Linked DNA regions of Homo sapiens: region 2 is linked to region 1. A link is a contact called in ENCODE Hi-C or POLR2A ChIA-PET data. All regions are on one chromosome and are shown on one strand. The core of a region is the stretch at or near the end of the contact, and the rest is flanking DNA. Distances in the headings are between cores, read along the strand shown. Region 1 overlaps LINC01359 (long intergenic non-protein coding RNA 1359). Region 2 overlaps JAK1 (Janus kinase 1).

What was found. A loop is a pair of places that touch in the nucleus more often than their neighbours do. ChIA-PET counts read pairs that join two places held with the same protein, here RNA polymerase II (POLR2A). Pooled maps may share reads with other maps.
Region 2: a loop to region 1 is called in a pooled map, with 2.5 times the contacts of the local background. The contact joins two enhancer-like sites. A Hi-C loop is called at or near these places in 1 of 168 maps with a recorded cell type or tissue (endothelial cell of hepatic sinusoid) and 1 of 50 pooled maps. POLR2A ChIA-PET finds 5 or more read pairs at or near these places in 5 of 52 experiments (A549, BJ, OCI-LY7 and 2 more).

What each region holds. Positions count from the first base shown.
Region 1 is chr1:64,978,217-64,982,556 of GRCh38, forward strand. LINC01359 (long intergenic non-protein coding RNA 1359) reads right to left here. Exons shown (of 7, transcript NR_119383.1): 6 at 1,595-1,652; 7 at 1,361-1,516. It also overlaps a transcript of JAK1 not described here. Among named protein-coding and RNA genes, the nearest start is that of JAK1, 14 kb to the left of the region's middle. Within about 2 kb of position 2,940, at least 4 of the 41 ENCODE cell types and tissues checked have a DNase peak (open chromatin) inside an H3K27ac peak, as active enhancers do.
Region 2 is chr1:64,918,617-64,922,687 of GRCh38, forward strand. The region is part of intron 1 of JAK1 (Janus kinase 1); the gene reads right to left. It also overlaps the pseudogene LOC100130270. Among named protein-coding and RNA genes, the nearest start is that of JAK1, 46 kb to the right of the region's middle. Within about 2 kb of position 2,480, at least 5 of the 41 ENCODE cell types and tissues checked have a DNase peak (open chromatin) inside an H3K27ac peak, as active enhancers do.

The DNA.
Region 1 (4,340 bases), core at 1,690-4,189:
GCAGTGAGCCGAGATCACACCACTGCACTCCAGCCTGGGCAGCAGAGCAAGACTACATCTCAAAAATAAAACAAACAAAGAAAAAAACACTCAAATCTTTTTGCCTAAAACAACTCAAAATATCTGATTTAATTATTGTATAGGATGTCAATGTAGTAATGTCCAGAAAGATAAACATTAGTTTATTATAAAAACACTTAACATACAGAGCAGAATAAGTGTTACTAATCTTATTTATTATGGCTTTAATCTAATTGAAGGCTTTCGTGGTTCCTATAATTAACGGCAACATAACAGAATCAATAAAGCTTAAGACATAATGAATGTCCATATAGAACACTCTTTTATGGGGTTTTTCTTAAATAGGTAAATGAGATGATGGCCTCCTCTGAGGCCAGTGAGCCCAAGGATGCTTTACTTCAAAATCCATTCAGTTTTACAGGAATATCAGATTGCTCTGGGCTGACTTACTAGCCGTAATAACAAGGCTTATTCTACTCCTGGGATTTAGTATACTGTATTAATAATTTAAAAACCTTATAAGCAGATGCTATTCTGACAATCAAGGCCGGGGTGCTAGAAAGGCTGCTGGATCAGAAAGCAGGACACTTGCATGCTGGATGAGCTCTTTGATAGATTAAAAAAAAAAAAAAACTTAGGGTGGTCTTTTTACTGTCTCTGAGCTCAGATATCTCCTTAGTTTGGATCACATTATTTTATGATACCTATCAGCATCAAAATTCCGTGCATCTTTATTGTTTTAACTTTACTGTGTCCACGTACAGGTTATTGGCCACGAAATCATGTATGCATTTGACAAGTGGGATAACTGAAGTGTAAAGTTTAAATTACATTCCAAAAAGCAATAGGAAAATAAATTGTAGCTGAACAAGAACTGGCCAGGCACAGTGGCTCCTGCCGGTAATCCCAGCACTTTGGGAGGCCAAGGCAGGAGGATCACTTGAGGAGTTTAAGACCAGCCTGGGCAACATAGTGAGACCTCCTCTCTATAAAAAAAAATGAATAAATAAAAATTAGCCATGTACAATGGTGTGCAGCTATAGCTGCAACTACTTGGAAGCTGAGGTGGGAGGATTGCTTGACCCCAGGAGTTCGAGGCTGTAGTGAGCTATGCTCATGCCATTGCACCCCAGAATGGGTGACAGAGTGAGACCTCACTTCTAAAAAAAAGAAATAAAATGAAATAAAAATAGAAAAGAATTAGATGTGACTTCTTCCCAAGTTCTAATATTCTCTTATTCTGCTAGGAGAGTGATACATAGAAATTATATATTCTCAGAGGTCTATGGCATCCAACACTTTAAGTCAATTCAGCAAATACTTACTCAGTACAAGTATGTGCCAAGCACTGTGTTAATTTTTTATAACATGATGCAGGATACATATGATCAGTAACAATCAACTGATCAGCTACATGTATAGGGTACTATACTAGGCCCTTGGCAGGGGTGGCCACTCTTCCTGTAGTGTGTAGAGGAAAAGGCAAGACATCCATCTGAAAAATAGATAATCAAGCATCAAATGGCTGATACAGACATAAATGTCATAAGATTTCAGAGACAGGAAACATTACCGAAAATCCAGATAGACTTCATGGGGCTTGTGAAATGTGAACCGAACCGTGAAGGACACTGAAAAAGAGGCAGGAAAGTGTCAGGCCTATTTAATTGGCATTTATATCCTTCCCAGAATTGTTAAGATTAGGTTTATTTTTGTGTCTGAAATGCACGTGTATTGTCTTCCCTCAATTTTAGGTACCACGACAGCAGAAACCATGTATAATACAATATTTATATTGATTCAGCATGACAGATATTTGTAGAGCATCTACTATACGTCAGACACTGTACTAAGTAAGCTTTGGAGGGGAGGGAAAGGTCAAGAAGGAAAGAGAAAAGACTTGGAGATAAAACTCAGAAGTCAGATGAGACCTGTTTGTTGCTGAAAGATCTGGGTAAACTTGGTTTGAACTCTCAACACGGTGCCTGGACTGTGGAAGTGTAAAGCCCTTTCAAGAGTGAGGTAACTTCTGGAGGGACACTTCCACCTCCTCATTCTACTCTGTTTTGCACCATGTTACAATGAAGGCACTCACACAAAGCTCCCTGGGTTTGGCAGCCATCCCTGAAGATGTAGGTAGGTAGGAATCACAGCTCTGCTGCCCTGGTGGCTGCTTTCTCCATTTTCCCTCTGCCCTCCCTCCTTTTGCCCTCGCGTTCTCCATTGCAGATTGCCCCCCAAAATTTCCAAAACCTCCCTGCAGTATGCACAGCAAGTTGACCCTCCTCTAACAGCTGGATCCTTGGTCTCAATTTTCTTTTTTTTTTTTAAACTCTTTTTTTATATATATATATACTTTAAGTTTTAGGGTACATGTGCACAACGTGCCGGTTTGTCACATATGTATACATGTGCCATGTTGGTGTGCTGCACCCATTAACTCGTCATTTACATTAGGTATACCTCCTAATGCTATCCCACCCTCCTCCCCCTACCCCACGACAGGCCCTGGTGTGTGATGTTCCCCTTCCTGTGTCCGAGAGTTCTCATTGTTCAGTTCCCACCTATGGAGTGAGAACATGCGGTGTTTGGTTTTTTGTCCTTGCGATAGTTTGCTGAGAATGATGGTTTCCAGCTTCATCCATGTCCCTACAAAGGACATGAACTCATCATTTTTTATGGCTGCATAGTATTCCATGGTGTATATGTGCCACATTTTCTTAATCCAGTCTATCATTGTTGGGCATCAATTTTCTACCTCAAGCATTTTCCAACCTATTTATTCTATTACACCTAATTTCTCAACTGATTTTTTCCAAGCCTAGATGCTTCTATTTTCAGGAAGAAATATGGCACCAGCTGTAAAACAATGGCGATATTGTCTCCACCTTGTTACACAGAGATAAGTGCCCTGGTAACTCTAAGAGAAACCCACAGGGCTATGAAGGGACAGAAAGAGAAAGTACAGGAAATGAGTCAGGAAGGGTTTTTTGGACCTTTCTAAGTGATCTCTCTCTCTGTCCTGAATTCACACAGTATTTATTGCCTACATCATTCCTTGGAAACGTGTCTTTTAATGCCTTCTATTGCTGTTTGTCTTTCCTTCTGTTGGTGCTATATCTCCTTGACCAGATGTTTTGCAGTTCCAGTACGGCAGGCTTTTCCCTTCACCCCTGGAACGCTCGTGGCACCTGGCCCAGTGCCTCCAGGGTAAAATGGGCCTCACTGATTGGTCTGTTGAGCCTCAACCTGTGGGAGCTTTATGATTTGCCTAGTTTCACAAGACCTTCCCTAAATTTTCCTAAAAATGCCACATGGCAGGTGTTTGTTTCAATTAAAATAAATTAAAATATCTCTAAGAATGCACTGAGTATTTAATCAATTTGCTTGAGATGGCTGGAGATGTCCACTCAAATTCCAGCAATGAGGACCTGGAAAGGACTAACATGTATTTAAGTACCCTTACCTCCCAGCCATCTGCTTTCATTCTCAAAATCACCTTTTGAGGTGAGATTAGGTGATTTGCCAGTGTTTACACTATTACACAGCAGGAACTGAAGTTTTAACAGGGCACACCTAGCTTCAAAGCTCCTGTTCTTTTCACTGTCTCACACTCCAGGATAATAATGCCCCTTTAGAGATATTCAAATTTTCATCATCACTAAGAAGAGCACTTATCCACTAGGATGCAAACTAAACAAACTATCCCAACAGTTAGTGTCCTGGAGATGTAAAAAGAAAGTTGACTCCATGAACTTGAACAAGTGGCTTCACCTTTCCGAGCTTCCAGTTACTTATCTGTACATATACAATTCTACAGAGTTGATGTCAACACTAAGTTAAATAACACACACACACACACACGCACACACACACGCACACACACGCACACACACACACATACAACCAGGGAAGCAGTCTTTCTGTTGGCTGAAAAAGATCAACTGTATTCTTTGAAGATTTCGAGTGTTAAGTTAAAATCCTCCTTCCTTTTACAGAGTGTAAAATGGGAGCTGACACTCAGGTCTGACATTCAGATGAGTTGGGCAGGTGTCTTTTAACTGAGTTAACGCATTATGTGATTTGGGAGGGGCATTAGCTGACTCACACAAGAGCAGATTAACCATTACCCCAACATCACACAGCAGCAGCCACAGTCCGGGAGGTAAATTGGCACCACCATCCATATTCTTTGAAGCCCTTCTCCACAGTAACTACCATTGCCCCTCAAACAGGGCCCTTTCAGATTATTGCAATCAGCCCAGGTAGGAGGTAAAAGGGTTGAAGGTATGACCATTATAAAATACGAGGAAGTTCTC
Region 2 (4,071 bases), core at 1,230-3,729, 60 kb before region 1:
GAGCAATACAAGTTCTACTCAGTGAATGTGGATTACAGTAAACTGAAGAAAGATGGTCCAGATTTCTAAATGAAATGTTTCACTATAAAGCTGCTTAGAATGAAGATCTTCCAGAAGCTAGCTGCACTATTTTCCACTTAACTAGGAAATATTTCTCCTTTAGATACATGAAATCATGTTGATATAATGTGTTGGAGATTACATTAACAAATAACTGAAACTTGAAAAAAAATCAATTACCTTATCCTCTCCAGTAATCAAATACTACGCTTCTTTAAAGACCATCTTGAATGGCAGCAACTTTTTTTTCGAAGAAGAAAAATTTATAAGTATCTCATAAACAATTCTCATATTGATTACATGTTGAAATAGGATATTAATTTCACCTGGCTCCTTTTACCTTTTTTTTTATTATTATACTTTAAGTTCTAGGGTACATGTGCACAACGTGCAGGTTTGTTACATAGGTATATATGTGCCATGTTGGTGTGCTGCACCTGTTAACTTGTCATTTACATTAAGTATATCTCCTAACGCTATCCCTCCCCACTTCCCCCACCCCACAACAGGCCCTGGTGTGTGATGTTGCTCTTCCTGTGTCCAAGTGTTCTCATTGTTCAATTCCCACCTATGAGTCAGAACATGCGGTGTTTGGTTTTTTGTCCTTGCGACAGTTTGCTGAGAGTGACGGTTTCCAGCTTCATCCATGTCCCTACAAAGGACATGAACTCATCGTTTTTTATGGTTGCATAGTATTCCATGGTGTATATGTGCCACAGTTTCTTAATCCAGTCTATCATTGATGGACATTTGGGTTGGTTCCAAGTCTTTGCTATTGTGAATAGTGCCGCTATAAACATACGTGTGCATGTGTCTTTATAGCAGCATGATTTATATTCCTTTGGGTATATACCCAGTAATGGGATGGCTGGGTCAAATGATATTTCTAGTTCTAGATCCCTGAGGAATCGCCACACTGTCTTCCACAATGGTTGAACTAGTTTAGTCTCACCAACAGTGTAAAAGTGTTCCTATTTCTCCACATCATCTTTCTAAAATTCTACCTAGGCAATAATCCCCTGGACTTTCATCATTTGCCAATTTGTGCCATTATTTACTTGTAATATATGTCTCCTTAGCTAGGTTGAAAACAGAAATGAACAAAAGCATGACTTTTCCTAATGAGTCTTTCAAGTAGCTACTATAAAAACAATAATGGTCCTAAGTCAAATGGGGTGGGGCCTGACGGACACCCTAGATCCTCTCAGGACAGAGTCGGGTTCTTGGATGAGGTCCTTCCATCACTTAGTGCCTTCTCACCTCCAGCACCTGCTAAGCACAGGGCCTGGCACAGAGTAAGAACTCAAATGTTTCTCAATAAATAATAAACGACATCAAAAGAAAAAAGTGCTAAGAATCAAGTGACAAATATGACCCAAGTAATTAATGAAAAAGTAGCTCCCTATTGAAAGTTAAAAATCACTATGATCATTTCTGGTTAAAGAATCAAACAAAATTTTTAAGCATAAAGAGGAGATGTAGTATTAAGGATAATCCTTGAAAAGTATTTCCAAATCTGAAATTGACGGAAACAGGGAAAAGTGGCTTACACAAAATGAACTGTAATTTAAATGGAATAAACAGGACAAGTGTGGTGGCACATGTGTCATCCTAGCACTTTGGGAGGCCAAGGCAGGTGGATCACTTGAGCCCAGGAATTCAAGACCAGCCTGGGCAACATGGCGAGACCTCATCTCTACATAAAACATAAAAATTAGCTGGGTGTGGTGGCACATACCTGTAGTCCCAGCTACTTGGGAGGCTGAGAACTACACGAGAATTGCTTAAGCCTAGGAAGCAGAGATTGGAAAGAGTCGAGATCATGCCACTGCACTCCTGCCTGGGCGACACAGCAAGACTCTGTCTTAAACTAATCCAAGACTAGACTACACTAGACCAAACTAAAATTAAATTAAATTAAATTAATGCTGGCAGTGGAAAATTTCTCATCCAGCACATATACACTGGAGACAGCATGGTGTGGACTGAATGAGTTCTAACCCTGCCTCTGCCAGAACCTAACCTTGGGCCTTGGATAATTCAAGGAACCCTTCTGGCCCTCAGTTTTCCCCACTGTAAAACAGGCAGGCAGAATAAATGACCATGAAGCTCCCTGAAGGCCAATAGGGTTATAGGAGTCCATATATTCCTGCTTACTGATTCACTGACTGAGTTAAGTATCAAGGCAGTACACAGGAACAGGTCCAGTGCAAAACTGTCCCTAATATCCTACTGATAGAAAAAATAAGAGACACAGTTTCCAATTCAGGTGCTTTTGTACAGTCTAAGTTCTAAAAGCTTTTTATAAATGCTATGCTTTAAGACAGTTAAATGTATCCAGTGACTTTTAACCTGAAAACTGCTAAAGCCAAGGAAAATAATGTAAGTTGAACTCATGCCCATTTCTATTATAATTCCATTTTTCAGAGTAACTCATAAGCGTGCATGACTCACACATCTGAATATGATGAGATGTTCCTTTATCATTTCATCTTCTATGCCAGTAATCCCACATTACAGAGTGCCAAACCCCTTTAATAAGTGTAGCATATGTTTCTACCACACTCCAAAATCCAGCACAAGACTGCTGCATTAGGGAAAAAATCTAAGTGAGGATTTCTGGGCTTTCGATCATAGGACCCCAAGTTAGTTGTCAAAAATATGACTCCCTCGCCTCTCCCTTTCTGCACAGCCACCTAGACTACTGATAACTGAAAGCATAACAACTATCCTTCAGGCTCATACAGACATTTAGACAGCCCTTTGAAGTGTACAAAGCACTTTCACATCTATTAACTTAACTGATTTCCAGTGACCTACTAGAGTATATAGTAGGTCACTGGAAATCATTTTACAGATAAAGAAACAGAGATTCAGAGAATTTAAGTGCCTTGCATAAGGCTATGCAGCTAGCAAGTGGCTGAACTGAGACAAGCACTCAGCTCATCTAAAACCAAAAACTGAGCTCTTCTCACCAAACTGATGTGTAACCTAGGGATAAGAAAATAAGTGGTTGAAATAAAACCTCTTAGAAATTGTTGTGATTATACTATTGGGAGTGGATCAACCTTTTATAAACAAGGCAGCTTCTCTATTCCCTTCTTAGTCCCTTTGTACAGTGAGTTTCTAGAGTGAGATGGCTTACCCATTTGGACTTGACTCCAGATATACCTCCTTTCCATTTCCAACCAAGAAGATAATTCTTGAACTCTGTCCTTGTAATATGAAATACCAGCTATAGCATGACTTCAGTCAACAACAGTAAAGAGAGATTAAGTAACTGGCTGCAAATCACAAAGTTGCACAAGCAGAGTAGATCGGCATAGGGACTTCAATCTTCTCCCGACAGATGGACATTTAGACATTCCATCACCCTTCCTGAGACACAGGGCTTGCAGCAGTTCTTTCAGTGACAAAAATTCCCTAAGCAGCCCACAGTGCTATTAGTTTCCTCATTTGATTGTTCTTATGGAAAAAAAAAACCACAACAACAACACTACTAAATGCCCCCCACCCCCCAGTTAGTTACTTGAGAACAACTAATCAGACCATCCCTGTACCCTGTATAAATAAAAACAAGGGTTTTTTTGCATTGACCTGATAATTTCATTGGTAGCTACAACTAACTACACAATAGTTGGAGGTAGAGAGATGCATTCTGTATCTTTACCTTTAATTATACAGTAAGGGCTGGAATCCCCTGTCAGTTCATTCAGCCAAGCTTACAAGAAGTCACAACGTGGGAATTTCCAAAGCCAGTCAAACATCAGGAGTATAAATGTCATGTACCTAGACTTCTCAGTTTATAAACACATTTTTTTTTAAAGCTGACTAGTAACAATATAAAAATATTCCCTCCTGTTCACCACTTCAAACATTTAGTATGATTTAGGTTTTTGGTTAACCATGCTTGTTGAATGCTTTAAGGTGCTAAATTACTAACTGGGCTGGAACTTTCTAACCATACCTCATTTAAATTCAATCATAGATTACATATCAAAAACTTAAATC